2 separate regions of the Homo sapiens genome follow, and region 2 is linked to region 1. A link is a contact called in ENCODE Hi-C data. All regions are on one chromosome and are shown on one strand. The core of a region is the stretch at or near the end of the contact, and the rest is flanking DNA. Distances in the headings are between cores, read along the strand shown. Region 1 holds the start of PIK3CA (phosphatidylinositol-4,5-bisphosphate 3-kinase catalytic subunit alpha). Region 2 overlaps LINC00501 (long intergenic non-protein coding RNA 501).

Region 1 (6,182 bases), core at 2,660-5,159:
AGTAATACTAAGTAGACCGCAAAACTTTAGGTATGTATATTATAATCCATAGAATTACCAAAAAATTACCAAGAAATATATTAAAACTACAATATAGAAATTAAAATGGAATATTAAAAATTTTTCAAATAATCCACAAGAAAGCAGGAAAGTAGAAACATAAAAACAAAAGTATAGAGGAAAAACAGAAAACAAATAATAAAATGGCAAGCCTAAATCCATATAATTACATTAAATGTAAATTAAACACAGCAATTAAAACACAGAAATTGTCAGATTGGAATTTTTAAAAAGAGATCTAATACGTGTTGTCTACGAGTAACTCACTTTAAATATAAAAATAGATATAAAAAAGATGGGAAAAAATACCATGGAAAAATTAATCAAAAAAAGCTGGACTGGCTGTATTAATATCAGACAAAGTAGATTTCAGAACAAAGATATTACTAGGAATAAAGAGAGATAGTACAGATTGATTAAAAAGAGTCAATGTATCAAAACACAAGAGTTCTAAATGTGTATACATCTAACAACAAAGCTTCAAAACACACAAAGTAAAAATACACAGAAGTGAAATGAGAAATAAAGAAATCCACAATTATATTTTGAAACATCAATGCTAACAAAATCATCAACTTGGTAAGAAACTACATTCTGCCCAACAATAGCAAACAAAATATTCTTTCATAAGTGCACATGGGACATTCACCAAGATATTCTGGGGCAACACAAATCTTAACTTGAAAAGAACTGAAATCTTAAAAGTACGTGTGTGTATGTGTGTGTGGGTGTATGGTTTTTTTTTTTTTAAGATGGAGTCTCGGTCAGGCGTGGTGGCTCACACCTGTAATCTCAGCACTTTGGGAGGCCAAGGCGGGCGGATCATGAGGTCAGGAGTTCAAGACCAGCCTGACCAATATGGTGAAACCCCGTCTCTACTAAAAATACAAAAATTAGCCGGGCGTGGTGGCACGTGCCTGTAGTCCCAGCTACTCGGAAGGCTGAGGCAGGAGAATCACTTGAACCTGGGAGGCAGAGGTTGCAGTGAGCCAAGATCGCGCCACTGCACTCCAGCCTGGGTGACAGAGCGAGACTCCATCTCAAAAAAAAAAAAAAAAAAAAAAAAACAGTGCTACATGGTAACTCATATCGTTATCTCTTGGTGTGTTTTTATTGTTTGACTTGGCAATTTTATACATCTAAAGTATACTGCTACATAATCAACTTGACTCTTATTTACAAAGGACTTCAAAGCTTAGTAGTGACTTAAGCGCTATTAGAGAATGTTTCGGTGCATATTTGAGTATCAGTTATGATTTTCAATGGAAATAAACCCAAAAGGCAAGTAACTGTCATTATAATTCTGATTATTAGAATAGAACAATAGCTACATACTGGACATTTCACCTCCCGTCTTTAGAACCCTTAGGATGCAATTATTTAATTTTGAAGTATACCATTTTTTGTTTCATTTACAGCCTGAGAATCATTATTTTTTTAAAACCTTCTTTCAGCTCCTAATCCTTGAGTGATGAGTTTGGTCATATAGATGCTTATATCATACAGATATTTTTATATCATATAGATATTTTAAACACTGAATAACATTGCAAAAACCTTTGAAAGCAAGATGACACCTAAGACCAATGGCTTACATATAAGGCAAACATTATCAACCGTGAATTGAATAGTAAATGCTACTCCTGTACCAATGAATGGTGTCATGCATTCAAGTACCAGGTATGGCTTTTTCTGCTATGACACACAACTTCTTAGGGGCAGATAATCACATAACAAAAAACATATTATGTAATTAGCATTTTCTTATTAAAAAATAAATTTTAGGCTGGGCATGTCGGCTGAAGTCTGTAATCCCAACACTTTGGGAGGCCGAGGTAGATGAATCTCTTGAGCCCAGGAGTTGGAGACCAGTCTGGGCAACGAAGCAAGACCCTGTCTTTACAAAAAATAAAACATTTTTAAAAATCACAAATAGGCCAGGTGCGGTGGCTTACGCCTGTAATCCTAGCACTCTGGGAAGTCGAGGGGGGTGGATCACCTGAAGTCAGAAGTTTGAGACCAGCCTGACCAACATGGTGAAACCCCGTCTCTACTAAGAAATACAAAAATTAGCTGGCATGTTGGCTGGTGCCTGTAATCCCAGCTACTCGGGAGGCTGAGGCAGAAGAATCGCTTGAACCCGGGAGGCAGAGGCTGCAGTGAGCCGAGACTGCACCGCTGAACTCCAGCCTGGGCTACAGAGTGAGACTCTGGCTCAAAAAAATAATAATAATAAATAAATAATAAATTTTATAAGGAAAAATATCCCTAGTATATTTTTCCCCACCAAGGTCTACCTATTAATATCTCATATAACTCTGTGCTTGAAACACAATTTGGGATATATTGCCTTAAAATTTACTTTGACTAGCAATTCAGTGTTCCTTTTTTAAAAAAATCTGTACTCTGGAGTAACAGTGTTCTAAAACTGTTGAAGAACATTGGTTCGAGAAAAACATTTAGAAACACAAACCCCTGGAATGTGAGATGAAAATCCGAGCTAAAGGGAGAAAAAGGACGAAAGAAAGAAAACACAGAAAAGAAAGAAATACAGTCAAGTGAAACTACGACCACAAAGAGGAACAGATCCATCTCATTTACCATTGGGGTATGGACGGACGTGCGGTGTTCGAGAAGACTGTTATTGGTCAGAGTTTTGCTCTAGAGGACAAGTAGGACTGTAACATCTCTAGGATGGGTCACTTCCCAAGCCCTCTATTACTTAAAAATTCAAGGAGGAACCGATGCTGGAGTACTTGTATCTCAGACTTCTAATCACTGCTCCTACGCTTTTCCAATATTACAACAAAAGACCAGTAGGGGGAGAAAAACGCACAGTACCGAACCCTTATCAGTAGTAATCTCAAAAGTCAACAGATTGATTTACTCTCAAGCAAACAGACTTCTAAGGTACGCAGCACCAAGACACTACCTTGAATCAAATCTATAGCCTATATGACATTTCTGAAGTCTCTGTTGGCATTACGCGAAAAATCCCCCACGTCTTCTGAATAGTTAGAATTGAATCCTACAAGCTGCTTCGAATCAGAATTCGATTTAAAAAAAAAAATGAGGGCATAGCAAAAGGTCTCCACGAAGTGAGTCAAAGGACTGCAGAGGGCTGTGACAGTGCATTCCGCCTTCGGGATGGTATACAACTTAAACCATGTCGGCAGAAGAACGCACAGCAACGCTTTGTAAAAAGCATTCTTTCTATTATAGAATCCATAACCACGCTGGTTAGCCACTGACAGCGGCGGTTAGCCACCGCACCTCCTCTCACCCCCGAACTAATCTCGTTTCCTCTATGGGTGTAAAAGTGAAATAACCCACTTGCTCCCAATATTCCTTTCTATATCTCTACCCCAGCTCGCCTGCTGCTCGTAGAAACAAATATACTACACGTACGCTGTCCTAGGATGACACAACACCCTCACTACTGCAGAAGACGGATCATTAAACAAACGTCAGAAGAGCAGCCCCAACTGTACATAAACTTCGGGCGGAAAAGCAAGACGCAGGCGCAGTAGCACATATTGTTACCCTATTTGCCCACTCCCTGCTCCTCCTCGCCTCAATTTCGCTTCCGCTTCTTTGCGCATCTGCTTCCGGGGGATTGTAGGCTCTGCCCCTCCTCAGCTCTTACCCTCTTCTGCCGGAGGAGGGGGGGGGCCGAGGGGGTGGGGAAGAGTTCGTTGTTTGTTTACACGATGTGAGCGGAAAAAGAGACCAATAAAGTTTATTCTGGAAACAAAAGGAAAAAAAAACAGGGGCGACGGAGAAAGGAGTCGGGGGCGGGGGCGTGTGGCGGGGGCTAGCGAGGAGAGGGAGCGAGAAGTAGAAAGCGGCAGTTCCGGTGCCGCCGCTGCGGCCGCTGAGGTGTCGGGCTGCTGCTGCCGCGGCCGCTGGGACTGGGGCTGGGGCCGCCGGCGAGGCAGGGCTCGGGCCCGGCCGGGCAGCTCCGGAGCGGCGGGGGAGAGGGGCCGGGAGGCGGGGGCCGTGCCGCCCGCTCTCCTCTCCCTCGGCGCCGCCGCCGCCGCCCGCGGGGCTGGGACCCGATGCGGTTAGAGCCGCGGAGCCTGGAAGAGCCCCGAGCGTGAGTAGAGCGCGGACTGGCCGGTAGCGGGTGCGGTGGGAATGGGGACCGGGTGGGTGCCGGAGACTCCCGGGCGCGCCCGCCGTGTTGGGCGGAGGCTACGGGCTGGTCGTCTCCCAGCGTCGGCCCGCGGCGGAGTTCGCCTGCGATCGCCGCACCCTCTCCCTCGCCTGCCTCTGGCCTCTCCTAGCTGCAGAGGCGAGGGCTCGCCGCTCCCTCTCCTTTCTCTCTGGCTGCCGCCTCGCTCTTCCTTTGCTTCTACTCCCAGTTTTGGGGACGGGGCGGCTGGAGGTTGAGGAAGTGCGCCCAGGGCCGCCGCCCCGGCCGCGGTGGCTCTGTCTCCCGCGCCCTGCACGCCCACCCAGCCCGCGGGTGGAGGGGCTGCCGCGAGGACTGCGGCTCAAGGGACGCGGGCGCGAAACCGCGAGCTTTTCTTGAGGGGCTGTCACGCCCGAGGACTCCGGCCCCGCCAGCCTGGCGGCCCTGCGTTTGCCTCTTACTGGGTTTAAATCGCCCGGCAGGGGTATGGAAGGAACACCGCTCCCCTCACCCCCGCCAGCTCCCCTCCCACCCTTCCTTTCGAGGTTGTTTTTTCCTTTTAGCTGAGACAAACGCTTAGATCTTTCATTCATAGACCTGAGACACTGACTCATGTGACTTGTCTCTTTACTAAGTGTATTATGTGATGCCTGTTCCATGGCTCTTAAGTGGCTCGGAAAGGTAGGGTAGGGCCCGGGATTGGGCTATGTAAACACCAGACGTTCAGCCGGCGTGTTTTTGACCTCGGCTCGAGGGGTTTATTTTAGGATGCTAAAGGAATAGTGATGGTGGCCAACCGTGTTACCAGACTTGGGAATCGAAAGCTATTTTTTTATGTCAATAATTGAGACTGTTTACATGGTTAAATAAAGGGTAGGGTAAAGGGAGCGCAACAAGAGGGTCTTTCTAGAAAACAGTCTGCATATTCTTTAATGAATTAGAGTTGTGATTTCATCTTGGTGAAGCTTCCTCATTCCAGCACTGCGCCTTTGTGCACATGCAGGACCTGGGTTTTCGGAACGATGTTTTGAATCATAGTTTGTGTGGCCGGGGAGAACCCCTTAGAATACTTGGGTAGGTAAATTCCAGGTTATCTCAGGGGATTATTTCTACTGCGACTTTTGAACCACTGAGGGCAATATTGGTCATATGTTATCCTGCTTAGAAATTGAATTTTTCTGAGTATTTGCTTACATTGCACCGTACAAAATTTGTTTATGTGCTGGATTGCGTGTTTTAAGAAAACTTCTGGAAAATACTCAAAATACCGTGTTGCTAAGTTAGTTTGGATAAATCAAAACACTTTGCTTTCAAAGCAACTACAGTCTTAACAATTTAACGTGTCTTTGTATTCAGGTTTTAAGTTTTTGGTGTTTTTTTTTTTTCCTTTTAACTGAAGCACTGAGGTCCGATTGACAGCATAGATCTCCATCTAAACATCACATGTTCTGGAAATTTTTAATTATCAGATTAACTGTTCTGCAGTGTCATCAGCCAAAATTATCTGAAGAGGACTGTGTGTGTTTACGTGTGTGTGTGTGTGTGTGTGTGTGTGTGTGTTGGTATTTTGCTTAAGTTTTTTCATCTCACATTTTGGGACAAAATAAAACTTCATAGCTTTTTTCAAAAGTTTCTTGTGCTTTTTCAAACTAGAGTACTTTCCTATTAAAATCACAAAATAGTTTATTTAAAAATGATAGCATATCGTAATAATAGCATCATGGGGGAAATAACAAGAAAGTAAAGGAATATTAATATTGCATGATTGTGCGTATAAAGTTTTAAAGACATTCCTGTCAGTTTTAAATAATTAAAAATGAAACACCTGTAAATATAGAAGAGTGTTTTTATTTAAGGTTAAAAAAATTTAACTAAATTGGTTATAGCATTAAAGAGATGTTACTAAATACAAATATTGTACTTAAACTGAAAAATGGCTTCATGGAAGTGTAAATTGTCATGGGCCTTGATATATTTAAAAGGGAGA
Region 2 (6,152 bases), core at 1,525-4,024, 1.8 Mb before region 1:
TTTTTTGAGACAGAGTCTCGCTCTATTGCCCAGGCTGGAGTGCGGTGGTGCGATCTTGGCTCACTGCAAGCTCCACCTCCCAGGTTCATGCCATTCGCCTGCCTCAGCCTCCTGAGTAGCTGGAACTACAGGCGCCTGCCATCACGCCCGGCTAATTTTTTGTATTTTTAGTAGAGACGGGGTTTCACCGTGTTAGCCAGGATGGTCTGGATCTCCTGACCTCATGATCCGCTTGCCTCGGCCTCCCAAAGTGCTGGGATTACAGGCGTGAGCCACCGCACCCGGTCCATAACCACTCTTAACATTTTTGTAGATATATTAATATTCTATTAAGTCATACGTTTCTCTTTTGGGTAAAAATTTTTTCTCTTAGTACATTCATGAATGTATTTTCATGTTACTAGTCATTCTTCCACAACATCATTTTAAATAAATGCATAGTTTTATCAGGTATAGGTACCCTAATATATTTAGCAAATCCTCTGTAGTTTTTCCTTTTTTTGGTTATTTAAATTAGGACTATATATTGACTTTTTCAAAGACCTTTTCAACACCTGTTAAGGTGATCAAATGGCTTTTCTCCTTTAACTTTTTGTCATGGTAAAATATTTTTGATGTCAAATCATTTTTGCATTTCTGGAAATCCCCTTATTTGGTTCTGGTGTTAATTATAGTTTGTTTTACTTATAGAAATTTCAAACATACTCCAGAGTCTAGAGAATGACATAGTGAATCCTATGTAACCTACGCCCAAATTCAGTAATTATCACTACTCTTGTTTCATCTGTTCTCTCCCTCTTCCCTTTTTGGTTGAGTATTTTAAAGCAAATCCTAGAAATCTACCATTTTACCCCTAAAATCAGAACTTTTAATTAATTAATTTATTATTTTAGGCAGAGTCTTTCTGTCACCCAGGCTGGAGTGTAGCGGCGCGATCTTGGCTCACTGCAACCTCCGCTTCCCGGGTTCAAGTGATTCTCCTGCCTCAATTTCCTGAGTAGCTCGGATTACAGGTGCGCACCATCATGCCCAGCTAATTTTTGTATTTTTAGTAGAGATGGGGTTTCACCATGTTGGCCAGGCTGGTCTCGAACTCCTGACCTCAGGTGATCCGCCCACCTGGGCCTCCCAAAGTGCTGCGATTACAAGCGTGAGCCACTGCACCCTGCCAAAATCCTAACTTTTTAAGCACAAGCACACAATGCCATTATCACATGTAGCAAAAGTGCCAATTAATAATCATCTTGGCCGGGCGCGGTGGCTCGCGCCTGTAATTCCAGCACTTTGGGAGGCCGAGGCGGGCAGATCACGAGGTCAGGAGATCGTGAGGTCAGGAGATCAAGTAGCTGTAGTCCCAGGTACTCTGGAGGCTGAGGCAGGAGAATGGGGTGAACCCTCGGGGGCGGAGCCTACAGTGAGCCGAGGTCGCACCACTGCACTCCAACCTGGGCGACAGTGAGACTCTGTCTCAAAAAAAAAATAAAAATAAAAATAAAAATAATCTCATAGGGTCACGATTAATGACCTAAGTTCAATTTTCTCCAATTGGCTCAAATATTGTTTCTTTTTTTGTGTGTGAATTGTTGGTTTAAAGCAGTCTCTTAATCAACAACAGCTCTCTCTTTTCATTTTTTTCATGCTTTGTTGAAGAAATGGGGTCACTCGGTGCATCTCCTATATTCAAGAGTTGGTTGATTGCATCTTTGTGGTTATAAATGCATCCCTTCTCCCCTGCATTTCCTATTACTTGGCGGTTAGACCTAGAGGCCTGATTAGATTAAAGTTCAAGACTATTCCATGCATGGTTCTGTATCGTTGATTTTGTACCACATGACAAGGCACATAAAATTTGGTTATCCTACTTTTAGTGATCTCAGTATTGATAAGTGATTTCAGGTGTTAGAGTCGGATCCAGCCATTATAATGTTTCCTAATTGTGTATCATTTTAATCTGTAGCATTAGATTTGATTGATCACATTTTATATAGGCTTTTTTTTTTTTTTTTTTGAGACTGAGTCTTGCTCTGTCGCCCAGGCTGGAGTGCAGTGGCGCAATCTCGGCTCACTGCAAGCTCCGCCTCCTGGGTTCACGCCATTCTCCTGCCTCAGCCTCCCAAGTAGCTGGGACTACAGGCACCCGCCACCTCGCCTGGCTAATTTTTTTGTATTTTTAGTAGAGATGAGGTTTCACCGTGTTAGCCAGGATGGTCTCGATCTCCTGACCTTGTGATCTACCTGCCTCGGCCTCCCAAAGTGCTGGGATTACAGGCGTGAGCCACCGTGCCCAGCCACATTTTATATAGGCTTTTAAAAACATTTACAGTCCATAAGTAAGCTAATTCTCTTGCTTTTTTTCTGTGCATTATTTTAATAGCTAAAGGCAACAGGATTAAAGAGTAGGGAATCCAAAGAGGGTGGTACTTTGATGTTAGGCTACCTGGTTACCATCTCAGAAGGCCTTCATCACCTTTTTTGAGATAGGCATAAAGCTCTAGTTCCTTAGGGGGAAACTGGCAAAAATACCATCAGAATCAGAGCAGATGCCCATCCCAAGAATGAGGAGCACAATTTGGAGGGATGTTAAATGTGCAGGCAGCCCTTCATTCTCCAGGTAGTCACCGGGATCTTGATTTCCAGAGCTGGTTAGTATCAAGAGACTCTGAGGGGAACACTGCAAGAACCCTCTCTGCAGTCTGACTGCGAGAGCCGTCATCCTATCCAGAAACATAAAGGTGCATTTCTTTCTTTCTAGATCACAAAGAGTTAATCATTTTGAACTGGTTGTTGTTTCAGGACTTCAACAGTTCACCATTTTTTTCTCACTGCTTCCTGTCTGGAGATTTGTTTTTTTCTTTGCGAGTAGATAATTTAAGAAATAGTTCTCATTGCCAGAAGGCTGACTCCTTGACAGGAAAGACATTAAATTTTATGCAAATCTGTGTGTGTGTGCTTTATCATGCACTTGGGTTTATCTTGGCAGTTGACATCCTAATGCTCAAAGGGAGTTGTGAGATGGCTTTCAGAAGCATGGTCTCTAGGGTTATGGGACACATAAAATCAGTGGGCAGCCTTTCCCACTATCTTCCCTTTCCCTCATTCTGTTTTTGACCTGGGCCTCTAGATTCGAGATCATTCCTTATCTTATTGCTAAAATCCTGATGCTTTGGGTAATGCGCTTTAAGAATGTTTTAAACCTCTGCCAACAACTTTATCCTGACTATCCAGGCAGGTTCATTACTGAGGTTAGTTTAAGATCTGGTTTCAAAGCCTGCCTTTCTTTGTTCAATCATTACTTGCTAAACATTTATTGAACCCTCCTTGTGCTAGGTCCTGGCTAATGCTGGGAAAACACCAAGCTGAAGAAGACATGTTTCCTGCCCTCCAGCAAAGAGATAGAGTCCAAGCAAATAACTACAACAGATGTGAACGCGGAAGCACAAAGGAAGAAGCTAATGCTTCCTGGGAGAGGTGACATTTCTTCTGGGTTTCGATACTTCTTCTAGTCCTCTCACATCTTAAATCTCCATTCTCAGTATTCTCAGTGGAGCATTTTATTCTGCTTCTATGATTTGGGGCAAAAAGAAGAGAATCTATTTGATAAAGTACTTCTAGAAAGACTGGCAGAAAAGACTCTGAAAGACTTTCTCAGGAGTAAGAAACAACACAACTTTCTTAATATTCCTGTGCTGTTTTCACATGCAAAAAATACTTTCCCCCTCCTACCTCATCGGTAGGGCAATGGACAAAATGGCTTTTCTTATAGTAAATAGCATGTTCCATGTAAGACGAGGCCATGATCTCCCTTTTTTGCACTTCAAAATATTTTAAAATTGCTGGATTATTTTTTCCTCTCCATTCTTCCTTCTGTGGCTTGACAATTACTAAAGCTGGTATGATTGATAACACGACTCAAGTTAGAGGAAGTCTTTTTTTTCTTGAGATGGAGTCTGGCTCTGTCTCCCAGGTTGGAGTGCAGCGACTGCGAACTCGGCTCACTGCAAACTAGAGGAGGCCTTTTTTTTTTTAAATCAAAGAGCCTCTTTTAAAATTATAACCCATTGGGAATATGCTGTGGGGAGGTCTCTCACAGCAGTGTGAAAGAGCACATTATCTTTTTTTTTTTTTTTTTGAGACGGAGTCTCGCTCTGTCACCCAGGCTGGAGTGCAGTGACGCGATCTGGGCTCACTGCAAGCTCTGCCTCCCGGGTTCACGCCATTCTCCTGCCTCAGCCTCCCAAGTAGCTGGGACTACAGGCGCCCGCCACCACGCCAGGCTAATTTTTTGTATTTTTAGTCGAGACGGGGTTTCACCGTGTTAGCCAGGATGATCTCGATCTTCTGACCTCGTGATCCGCCCGTCTCAGCCTCCCAAAGTGCTGGAATTACAGGCGTGAGCCACTGCACCCGGCAAGAGCACATTATCTTGTATGTGCCTGTAGCCCATCTGCAGACATGAAACCCAAGTCCCTGTTCTCCCAAGTGCAATGGAAACATCTCCTCTCCTGCGGATGAACTGAATAAGGGATAGTGAAGCATATTTTTAAATGTTTGCTATTGCTCGTTAGCCACAGTAGGAATTTCAATACCAGTGGCAGTGGGATCCCTCATTTTATTGTAGATGCCTTTTTTCATTTCAGCTTACAAAGCTTCCCTCCGTTGGAGGGTGGGGGCCGCAGAAATAAAATGGAAGGCAAAGGGGGGATGCGCTGCGATTTTTCTGCTCATTGTCTCATTTTGAAACTGCCCCAACTGTATAGAACTTCTAGGAAGCCCGTACATGTCGGCACATTCCCGGGGAAGAATGCTTCTCTTAGGAGCCAGTGCCTTAAGAAGTTTCTTCCGTGTTGCACTGGCATGCATGTCTGCTTAAATCGCCACTCTCCTCATGACATTTGGCAGGACTAGGAAGTTCACGTGTCAGTCCCGCTATTGGCCCACGTGACCCCATCCCCAAAGACAGGCAGTGAACCCCTGTGTTTTTATGCCATATGAACTGAGAAGTAGACGCATTCTGTGTAATGGATACACACTGAGGCTGCAATTTTTGAAAAGTCATTGTTTTGACTTCCCTATATTCACATCGAATAACGCTTTTAGTCTTTGCCCTCAGTACTCTAGAAGGGGCTATATAGCCTGTTTTTGTATTTGTGGGAAAAAGACTAGAAGCTGGGCAAAATGCCACCAGGAAGACTAACATGGCGACGTGATCCCAAGGGAAACTGAGGTCTCACACTGTCCAGCAACAGAAGGAGGTTGAATTCTGGAGGAGGTTTAATTTTTTAAAAACTCAAACTAATAAAAGATGTTCACAAATATTAAATATTTTTATTTGGACTCTGTGTGTATTTTAAATTTTTTATTATCAACATAAAAAATATATGCTGGTATCTGTTGAGATCCAGTTAGGAAAAGAGAAACCATACTGGATGTTTTAAACAGAGGCGGGTAAATACAAGGAATTACTAGCCTGAAAAAAAAAAAGGATAGCGAACTAACCAAGAGATTATGAAAATCATAAGTAGCTACCATCCCTACAGCTATGAGGAGCCACTGCCTCAGACTGGGGTTTGGGGAGAGGCCGTGGCTTAGTTGTTATTGAGGCTGCTAAGAGGGTGTCACACAGCTGTGCCCAGTCACTGAGAGCACCTGCCCAGCTGGCTGAAGCCTCTGCAGAGGTGCCTCATGGCTATGCTAGAAACTGTGTGGGCTTCTAGGAGGCCACTGTGCAGCTGATGTCCAGACCCAGAGGGGATTTGGCCTGGCCATCCTCGGGGTGCCAAAAGATGCTAGAGGCTTTGCTGTGTCTGTGCTGGAGAGATGCTGACGATGGCCAAAGGCAGGAAAAGTATCTCCTCTCCCCTTCTCCCTTTCATAGTTCCCTCAATGCCTCTCACTGGCAGAATTTAACTGGCGAAAGTTGGTAAAAAGAGTCTTAGAAATGTGGTTCGCGGCCAGGCATGGTGGCTCACACTTGTAATCCCAGCACTTTAGGAGGCCGAGGCAGGCGGATCACCTGAGATCAGGAGTTCGAGGCTAGCCTGGCCAACATGGTGAAACCCCATTTCTACTAAAAAATACAAAAATTAGCCAGGCGTGGTGGCACGCACCTGTAGTCCCAGCTACTCGGGAGGCTGAGGCAGGAGAATCGCTTG

What was found. Hi-C counts contacts between places; a loop is a spot of excess contacts on that map. Pooled maps may share reads with other maps.
Region 2: a pooled map shows a loop between it and region 1 (2.4-fold over the local background). The contact joins the enhancer-like site here to the promoter of PIK3CA in region 1. A Hi-C loop is called at or near these places in 6 of 50 pooled maps.

What each region holds. Positions count from the first base shown.
Region 1 is chr3:179,144,448-179,150,629 of GRCh38, forward strand. It overlaps PIK3CA (phosphatidylinositol-4,5-bisphosphate 3-kinase catalytic subunit alpha), which reads left to right and starts at 3,910. Exons shown (of 21, transcript NM_006218.4): 1 at 3,910-4,156. It overlaps PIK3CA-DT (PIK3CA divergent transcript), which reads right to left and starts at 3,526. Exons shown (of 3, transcript NR_125401.1): 1 at 3,469-3,526. RefSeq lists enhancers at 2,625-2,734, 3,345-3,464, 4,274-4,773, 5,335-5,384 and silencers at 3,955-4,424, 4,485-4,534.
Region 2 is chr3:177,318,102-177,324,253 of GRCh38, forward strand. LINC00501 (long intergenic non-protein coding RNA 501) reads left to right here. Exons shown (of 2, transcript NR_047465.1): 2 at 3,328-5,334. Among named protein-coding and RNA genes, the nearest start is that of LINC00501, 27 kb to the left of the region's middle. RefSeq lists a silencer at 1-44. Within about 2 kb of position 2,775, at least 4 of the 41 ENCODE cell types and tissues checked have a DNase peak (open chromatin) inside an H3K27ac peak, as active enhancers do.